2 separate regions of the Homo sapiens genome follow, and region 1 is linked to region 2. Evidence: read pairs that join two places in POLR2A ChIA-PET (ENCODE). Cell type or tissue: MCF 10A. All regions are shown on one strand. Links, peaks and the distances in the headings refer to the core of each region. The heading gives the core; the rest is flanking DNA.

The links. Peaks named below come from ENCODE experiments on the same cell type or tissue, not always from the same donor. Only the 100,000 strongest peaks of a DNase experiment are listed, where the experiment ranks them.
Region 1: POLR2A ChIA-PET joins it to region 2 with 5 read pairs; 8 of 35 experiments call an interaction of 5 or more read pairs at or near these places.

What each region holds. Positions count from the first base shown.
Region 1 is chr1:24,806,557-24,810,885 of GRCh38, forward strand. All of the region lies in intron 2 of CLIC4 (chloride intracellular channel 4), which reads left to right. Among named protein-coding and RNA genes, the nearest start is that of CLIC4, 63 kb to the left of the region's middle. In MCF 10A, for the core only: no CTCF peak of the experiment used is centred there; no DNase peak of the experiment used is centred there.
Region 2 is chr1:24,681,969-24,686,297 of GRCh38, forward strand. No RefSeq gene overlaps it. Among named protein-coding and RNA genes, the nearest start is that of SRRM1, 41 kb to the left of the region's middle. RefSeq lists an enhancer at 1,770-2,064. In MCF 10A, for the core only: no CTCF peak of the experiment used is centred there; a DNase peak (open chromatin) is centred at 1,883.

The DNA of each region.
Region 1 (4,329 bases), core at 199-4,198, 120 kb after region 2:
TCACTAATCACAAATATTAATGGAAAATTGGTAATCATATGTCCTTTAAACTTTCCTTGGTTGTATATATGACTCTAAATTAATCAGATTTTGTTTATTACCAATCAGTTAATGCTAGGTAACCATTTATGAACCATCAGCTCTATTAAAGTTAAAACTGCCAATCTGATTTCCTGCATAATGCTTTGTTAATATGATACTAAAAGTGGTAATGGCTTTCATTTGCATACTTTTAGTTCACTTTCACGTGCCTTATTTGATTTAATCTTTACAGACAAAGCAGATCTTATAAAGAGGAAATCCAGACCCAAAGAGGTTGTAATTTACTTAGTCATGTAGCTGGTAAATGGTAGAGCTTTTCCATTTGGGACTTCAAGCCAGTCCCTTTTCTTCAGCCTTGGTTCTTTTTTCTCTGATACGCTAGTTTTCTCCCTCTCCCAATAAATATTTTTATTTGGGAGCCGGGTGCAGTGGCGTGCTCTCTAGTCCCAGCTACTTGCAGCTGAGGATCATTTGAGACCAGGAGTTTGAGGACAGCCTGGGCAACATAGCAAGAGAGAGAGACCCCCATCTCTAAAAAAAAAGAAAATTGAATAAAAATTTAAAAAATTAAGAATCTTTCTGTTTAGAGAGCTTAAAAACTTTCATAATTAATTATAGAAGTAATAGGTGTTATTTATTTTGTCCCACATGCCCTACCCGACCTACCCCTTTGGGTTTGTTTTTTTTTTTTAAAGCATTGAGACTGTTACAAATAAATTTTTGGTGCTGCAAAAGAAATAACACTTGAATATAAAATTTTCTTTTTAATTCTCAGCAAGGCAAGTTACTTCTATAGAAGGGTGCGCTCTTACACATGGAGCAATGGTGAGCACACACTTGGATAAGGTAGGGGAAGGGGTTTTTATCCCTGACTCACGTGGCCCCTGCTGCTGTGTCTTTCCCCTATTGGCTAGGGTTAGACCGCACAGACTAAAGTAATTCTGATTGGCTAATTTAAAGAGAGTCACCGGGTGAGTGGTTTGGCCAGAAAAATGGTTATGACAGAGCAGGTAATTGGAATGAGTCAGGGTGGAGCAGGTAATCGAAAATGGTCACTTTATGAGGAAGTTAAATTTAAAAGCAGAAGGTGAGGAATTGAACATACTGACATATTGATTATTTGAAAAGAAATTTAGAACTCATATCTAACAAGACCTTCTTCCCCTTTATCTAATCTACCGTGTTCTTAAAAAAAACTGTTTGTGAAAAACAGACTTATATTATTAACTTACAGTTAGGCATTTAATTGACTGTTCATTATAAAAATGTTAATGGATATGTTTTATGAATTTGGAGTGAGAAAATTGTTTTCCAGGTAATCACAATTTATATATGACAAGATTAAAAAACATTCCTTTTTTTTTTTTTTGAGATGGAATTTTGCTCTTGTTGCCCAGGCTGGAATGCAATGGCACAATCTCAGCTCACTGCAACCTTCACCTCCCGGATTCAAGCAATTCTCCTTCCTCAGCCTCCTAACTGGGATTACAGGCGTGCGCCACTATGCCTGGCTAATTTTGTATTTTTAGTAGAGATGGTGTTTCGCCATGTTGGCCAGGCTGGGCTGGAACTCCTGACCTCAGCTGATCCGCCCGCCTTGGCCTGCCAAGGTGCTGAGATTATAGACATGAGCCACTGTGCCCGGTCTACAGTCATCTCTTGGTATCCATGGGGGATTGGTTCAAGGACCCCTGGTGGATACCAAAATCCACAGATGCTCAAGTTTCTTATATAAAATGGAATAGTATTTGCATATTAACCTACAAATAGCCTCCCATATACTTTAAATCATCTCTAGGTTATAATACCTAATACAGTGTAAATGCTATGTAAGTTGTCATTACACTGTGTTTAGGGAATAATGACAAGAAAAAGTCTGTACATGTTCAGTACAACTGCAACCGCCCCCGCCCCCGCCCTGCCGCCCTTTTTTTTGAGACAGGGTCTCATTCTGTCGCCCAGGCTGGAGTACAGTGTGTGATCATGGCTCGCCTCAGCCTTCCAAGTAGTATGTGCAACACGCCTGGCTAATTTTTGTATTTTTTGTAGAGATGGGAGATCTATCTATCTATCTATAAAATTTTTTTTTTTTTTTTGAGATGGAGTCTCACTCTGTCACCCAGGCTGGAGTGCAGTGGCGCGATCTCGGCTCACTGCAACCTCCGCCTCTCGGGTTCAAGCGATTCTCCTGCCTTAGCCTCCCAAGTAGCTAGGACTACAGGCACCCACCACCACGCCTGACTAATTTTTTTTATTTTTAGTAGAGACAGGGTTTCACAATGTCGGCCAGGCTGGTCTCAAACTCCCGACCTCAAGTGATCTGCATGCCTCGGCCTCCCAAAGTGTTGGGATTACAGACGTGAGCCACTGCACATGGCCTTTTAAAAAATATTTTTGATCCTCAGTTGGTTGAATCCACAGATGCTGAACCCATGAATAAGGAGGGCTGACTTATTTCATTTTGTGAAAAACTTGAGCTTGTCAGACTAAAGAATGTTCAGTGAAAGCATCAGAGTTGAAAATCAAATCAGGTTTTGACTTTTAAAAGTCCTCTTTTGGAGGTTAGGTTCTTACAGAAGTTGATAGGAAATATGTCTTATTTTTCTTTGTTTAGGAAGCAAGATAGGCTCTAGAACTTGGACTTTGAGTTAAAAATTTTAAATTAATGAGATAATTAAATAAATCTTTGTTTCTTTGGTTGGAATGTAGTCATAGAAACCTGAGGCTTTCTAACCTAAATTGAAAGATGGAGCCAGAGAGAGAATATGAATAAGACCAAGGGAAATTGATAGATTATAAACTGGTTATAGATTTTTGATTCCCCTCTATCTTGAAAATTCTGATGACGAAGTATTTCACTTTCATGATATATTTAAAAATACTATTTTTGGAGACAGAGTCTCACTCTGTCGCCCAGGCTGAAGTGCAGTGGTGCAATCTCAGCTCACTGTAACCTCCGCCTTCCAGCAATTCTGCCTCAGCCTCCCGAGTAGCTGGGACTATAGGCATGCACTACTACACCCAGCTAATTTTTATATTTTTAGTAGAGATGGGGTTTCATCATGTTGCCCAGGTTGGTCTCAAACTCCTGACCTCAGGTGATCCACCCGCTTCGGCCTCACAAAGTGCTGGGATTACAAGCATGAGCCACCATGCCCAGCCAATATTCTTTATTTTATTCAAATTCTGTGCATTTATGGTCAGGAAGGAAGGAAGAAGGAAGGCAGGCAGGCTAACTTAATAACAAGATAAACAGCTCTGGGCTATAATAGGAGGCAGAAACATTCTTTGAAACTATATGTTGTTGTATTACTTTTCTTGAAGTACACATTTTTATGTTTGCTTTTATAATTATGAAAGTTTTCAAACATGCATAAGAATAGAATAAACTTCTCCGTAAACCCAATTCAGTTATCAAGATCTTGCCACATTTGCTTTGCCCCTTTTTTCTGATTTTCTTTGCTGAAATGTTTTAAAGTAAATGCTAGACATCATGTCGTTTCATCCCTACTTAATTCAGTGTATGTCTTCAAACAATGTGGACATTTTCTTCCCTAACCACAATGCTCTGATCTCCTGAAGTTCCTAGTATACAATTTGGGATTTCCCTGGTTATCTCTAAAATATCTTTTTATTTTTGGTTGGTTTGTTCAAATCAGTATCCAAGTAATTTCTACTTTTTATGTTTGATTGTTATATCTCTTAAGTTTTTCTTAATCTATAACAGTCCCCCACCTGTGTCTGGTAAAAATACCATTCAGCTGAAAGGTAGATTGTCCCAAATCCAGAATTTAGCAGTTGCTTCCTTGTGGTAGCATTTAACTTTGTCCTCTCATTTTCCCCCTCCCTGCATTTCCTGTAAATAATCTCAGGACCCCTTTGTACTCTTAAATTATTGAAGGCCTCAAACAGCTTTCAGTTATGTGGGTTATATCTACCTATTTTACTATATTAGAAATTAAAGTTGAGAAATTAGCCTAGGCAATATGGTGAGATCCTCATCTCTACAAAAAATTTTTTAAAAATTAGCTGGGCTTGATGGAGTGTGCCTCTGGTCCCAGCTGCTTGGGAGGCTGAGGTAGGAGAATTGCTTGAGCCTAGGAAATCAAGGCTGCAGGGAACCATGATTGTGACACTGCACTCCTGCTTTGGTGACTGGTCTCAAAAAAAAAAAATCCTGAGAAATTTTAAAAATGTTTATTTATGGCCGGGTACGGTGGCTCACACCTGTAATCCCAGCACTTTGGGAGGCCGAGGTGGGCGGATCATGAGGTCAGGAGACCATCC
Region 2 (4,329 bases), core at 153-4,152:
TTTACTATAAAACAGTTATGATGAATTTCACCCTGGCAATGTAAATTGATGGCTCGTCTTCACAGGTGCGGGAGAGACAGTCATCCCACTGGCCACCTGAGACAAATGCATATTTGATTGCTTCCTCTGCCCTCTTTTATTTATTTTATTTTATTTTATTTTTTGAGACAGGGTCTCCCTCTGTCGCCCAGGCTGGAGTGCAGTGGTGCAATCTCAGCTCCCTGCAACCTCTGCTTCCGGAGTTCAAGCGATCCTCCCACCTCAGCCTCCCAGGCAGCTGGGACTACAGGCATATACCACCATGCCCAGCTAATTTTTTGTATTTTTAATAGAGATGGGGTTTCATCATGTTACCCAGGCTGGTCTCAAACTCCTGGCCTCAAGTGATCTGCCGGCCTCGGCCTCCCAAAGTGCTAGGATTACAGGCGTGAACCACTGCACCCAGCCCCTCTGCCCTATTTTTTTTATGTAAAAATGTATATTCACTGAGCCAAACTAAAACATAGGTGACTATTTCTCTACTTTCCTGTCACATATAAATTGTATATTCAGTGAAAGGCTAATCAAAGACTCAAAAGAATGCAACTGTTTTTGTCTCTTATCTACCTATCACCTGGAACCTCCTCTTGTACCCTGCTTCAAGTTGTCCTGCCTCTCCAGACTGAACGTACATCTTACACGTATTGACTGATGTCTCATGGCTCCCTAAAATGCATAAAAGCAAGCTGTACCCACGCCACCTTGGGCACGTGTCATTAGGGCCTCCTGAGGCTGCCATGGCCACATCCTTAACCTTGGCAAAAATAAACTTTCTAAATTGATTGAGACCTGTCTCAGACACTTTGGGTTCACAGTAGGATCTGAAGTACAGGTTTTTCCAAAGCTCTTGGCAAAAACGTTTCATGTTTGTCAATATGTAGCAGGTTGGCAGGCTTTCATAATTATAAGAATGTCAAGCTTGAATAACGAGATTCAAAAAATAAGACTACGTACAGAGCCCAGAGCTTGAGGTTGGCTACCCAAGAGGATAGATTCAGGTTGTCCTAAATATACACTCCAATTAGCAGCAGTTACAAATGGGTCTCTTGAAGGAATAAAGAAGAGGCAGTTCTGAAATTGTTTACCAAGAATTTATTACATCTATCACATAAGCTCAGTCGGGCACAGTGGCTCGTGCCCGTAATCCCAGCACTTTGGGAGACCGAGGCGGGCAGATCATCTAAGATCAGGAGTTTGAGACCAGACTGACCGACATGGCAAAACCCCATACCTACTAAAAATACAAAAATTAGCTGGGTGTGGTGGCACGTGCCTGTAATCCCAGCTACTCAGGAGGCTGAGGCAGGAGAATTGCTTGAACCTGGGAGGCTTGTAGTGAGCCAAGATCATGCCACTGCACTCTAGCCTGGGCGACAGAGCAAGACTGTCTTAAAAAAAAACCAAAATAAAAATAGGGGCCGGGCGCGGTGGCTCATGACTGCAACCCCAGCACTTTGGGAGGCCGAGGCGGGCAGATCATGAAGTCAGGAGTTCAAGACCAGCCTGCTCAACATGGTGAAACCCCATCTCTACTAAAAAATACAAAAATTAGTTGGGCGCAGTGGTGCACTCCTGTAATCCCAGCTACTCGGGAGGCTGAGGCAGGGGAATCGCTTGTACCGGGGGAGCGGAGGTTGCAGTGAGATCAGGCCACTGCACTCCAGCCTGAGCAACAGAGTGAGACTCCGTCTCAAAGAAAAAAAAATTAGTTCTTGATTGGCCGTACATTGTTCTTTGTATCACAGATTCCAAGAGCATGAAGATAGTGGGTGAGGCAGCTAGTCAGGAACAAAATGCCTTTGAACAGTTGCCCCGGAGCATGGGGTTGTGGGGAAGAGGGATGACTAAAGTCCCATGCTCCTATATCTGTGAGCTTGATAAATGTTGCATGACTCACATAGCTCAGACTGCCCCGAGCTTTTTTTTTTTTTTTTCTCTCGGGGTTTCTGCCAAGATGCTGACCCTTATATTTCATGTCTATCAGAGAGGAGGAGCTGATGGGTGCTGAGTCCCAAGAGAAGCACCCTGTTTGCAGAGGGCTATGGATACCTCTCACCAGATGGGGCAGGAGGAACGACGGGAACAACTTAATATCAGTAGAATTGTAAACTCCTTAGCTGGAAGCTACCTTAAGGAAGTGTTTCACAGACTGTAGGTTGAGACCCATGAGTGAATTGTAAAATTTAATGTATCACAACTAGCATTAAAAGAAAAAGAAAACAATAAACTTGAGTCTGAATCGCATATAGCGGGTTAAGTATTGTTTCATGGATCGTGTATATATATTCATGTATGTGTGTGTGTGTGTGTGTATGGGGTTGCAATATTAAATGTATTCTAGACTGGACATGGTTGCTCATGCCTCTAATCCCAGGACTTTGGGAGGCTGAGGCAGGTGGTTCACTTGAGGCCAGGAGTTTGAGACCAGCCTGGCCATCATGGTGAAAACCCATCTCTACCAAAAATATATATATATACAAAAATTAGCCAGGCGCGGTGGTACACACCGTAGTCCCAGCTACTTGGGAGGCTGTGGCATGAGAATTACTTGACACCCAGGAGGCGGAGCTTGCAGTGAGCCGAGATCGCGCCACTGCACTCCAGCCTGGGCAACAGAGCAAGACTCTGTCTCAAAAAAAATAAAAATAAAAATAAAATAAAAAATATTCTAGACCAGGCACAGTGGCTCACGCCTGTAATCCTAGCACTTTGGGAGGCTGAGGTGGGCAGATCATGAGGTCAGGAGTTCAAGACCAGCCTGACCAACATGGTGAAACCCTGTCTCTACTAAAAACACAAAAATTAGCCAGGTGTGGTGGCAAGCGCCTGTAATCTCAGCTACTCAGGAGGCAGAGGCAGGAGAATTGCTTGAACCCGGGAGGTGAAGTTTGCAGTGAGACGAGATTGTACCACTGTATGCCAGCCTGGGTAACACGGTGAGGCTCCGTCTCAAAAAAAAAAAAGTATTCTAATGCGATTTATAATTAACAAAATCAAAACTATCTACTTTATAGATATCTAGGCTGCCAGTTTTTAAACTGGCCTGCAGAGTCCTTAGGAGGAAGTTATAGTTCAAACTTTCTCTGTAAAATAGAGCCACTAGTAGGACCTAGCCAAAAAAAAAAAAAAAAGTGAAAACCACTGATCTGGGCCAGGCGCGGTGGCTCACACCTGTAATCCCAGCACTTTGGGAGGCCGAGGCGGGCGGATCACGAGGTCAGGAGATCGAGACCATCCTGACCAACATAGTGAAACCCCGTCTCTACTAAAAATACAAAAAATTAGCTGGGCGTGGTGGTGGGCGCCTGTAATCCCAGCTACTTGAGAGGCTGAGGCAGGAGAATTGCTTGAACCCAGGAGGTGGAGGTTGCAGTGAACCAAGATCGCACCATTGCACTCCAGCCTGGGTGACAGAGCGAGACTCCATCTCAAAAAAAAAAAAAAATAGTCTAAAGCCCCGAACTAACTAGCCCAAGGTCCCCACACTCCCACACACCATAGCAAACTCATGGCCCCGGCACTTTCCCACTCTATCACACTGCCTCAGCCAGGGTGCTCGTAAAATTGCCCAACTTCTGTTGTAGTGAAGGAAACAAAGACCAGGTGAGGTCAGCCAGGGCGTCTGAAGTAGGAGGAGAAGTGGTTCCAGTGGACCCTGGTAACATGGAGTGAAAAGCCGCACCTGGGAAAAGGGTGTGAAACAACGGTCCTTATGAAGTTCAGCATGTGTTTCTTCACCAAGACCCTCCTCAGTGCACAACCAGGCCCGGGGCTTCTGGCATTTTAAACGTGGGGGCTTGGCTTCTGTAGCCAACCAGAGGGAGGTGCCAAAGCCTAACTGGTCTCAGCCCGGTCGGACCCACCCAGGCAGTAGGGATTTGCCGAGCATCCGCCAGGTGCTCATGGCTGGTTCAAGGCTCATACCCTGGGATTTCCCACTTTCTTTCTTTTGCTTTTCTTGCTTCTTGCTGTTTCTGCCTGGAATGTCCTTTTTCTTTTGGTGGGGGGTGGCCAGGGCGGGGGCCGGTGGGGGCAGAGTCTTGCTCTGTCGCCCAGGCTGGAGTGCAATAGCGTGATCTCAGCTCACTGCACCCTCCGCCTCCTGGGCTCAAGTCATCCTCCCACCTCAGCCTCCTGAGTAGCTGGGACTATAGGCGGATGCCAGCAGGCCCAGCTAATTTTTGTATTTCTGGTAGAAGTGGGGTTTGGCCACGTTGCCCAAGCTGGTCTCAAACTCCTAAGCTCAAGCAGTCCTCCCACCTTGGCCTCCCAAAGTGCTGGGATCACAGG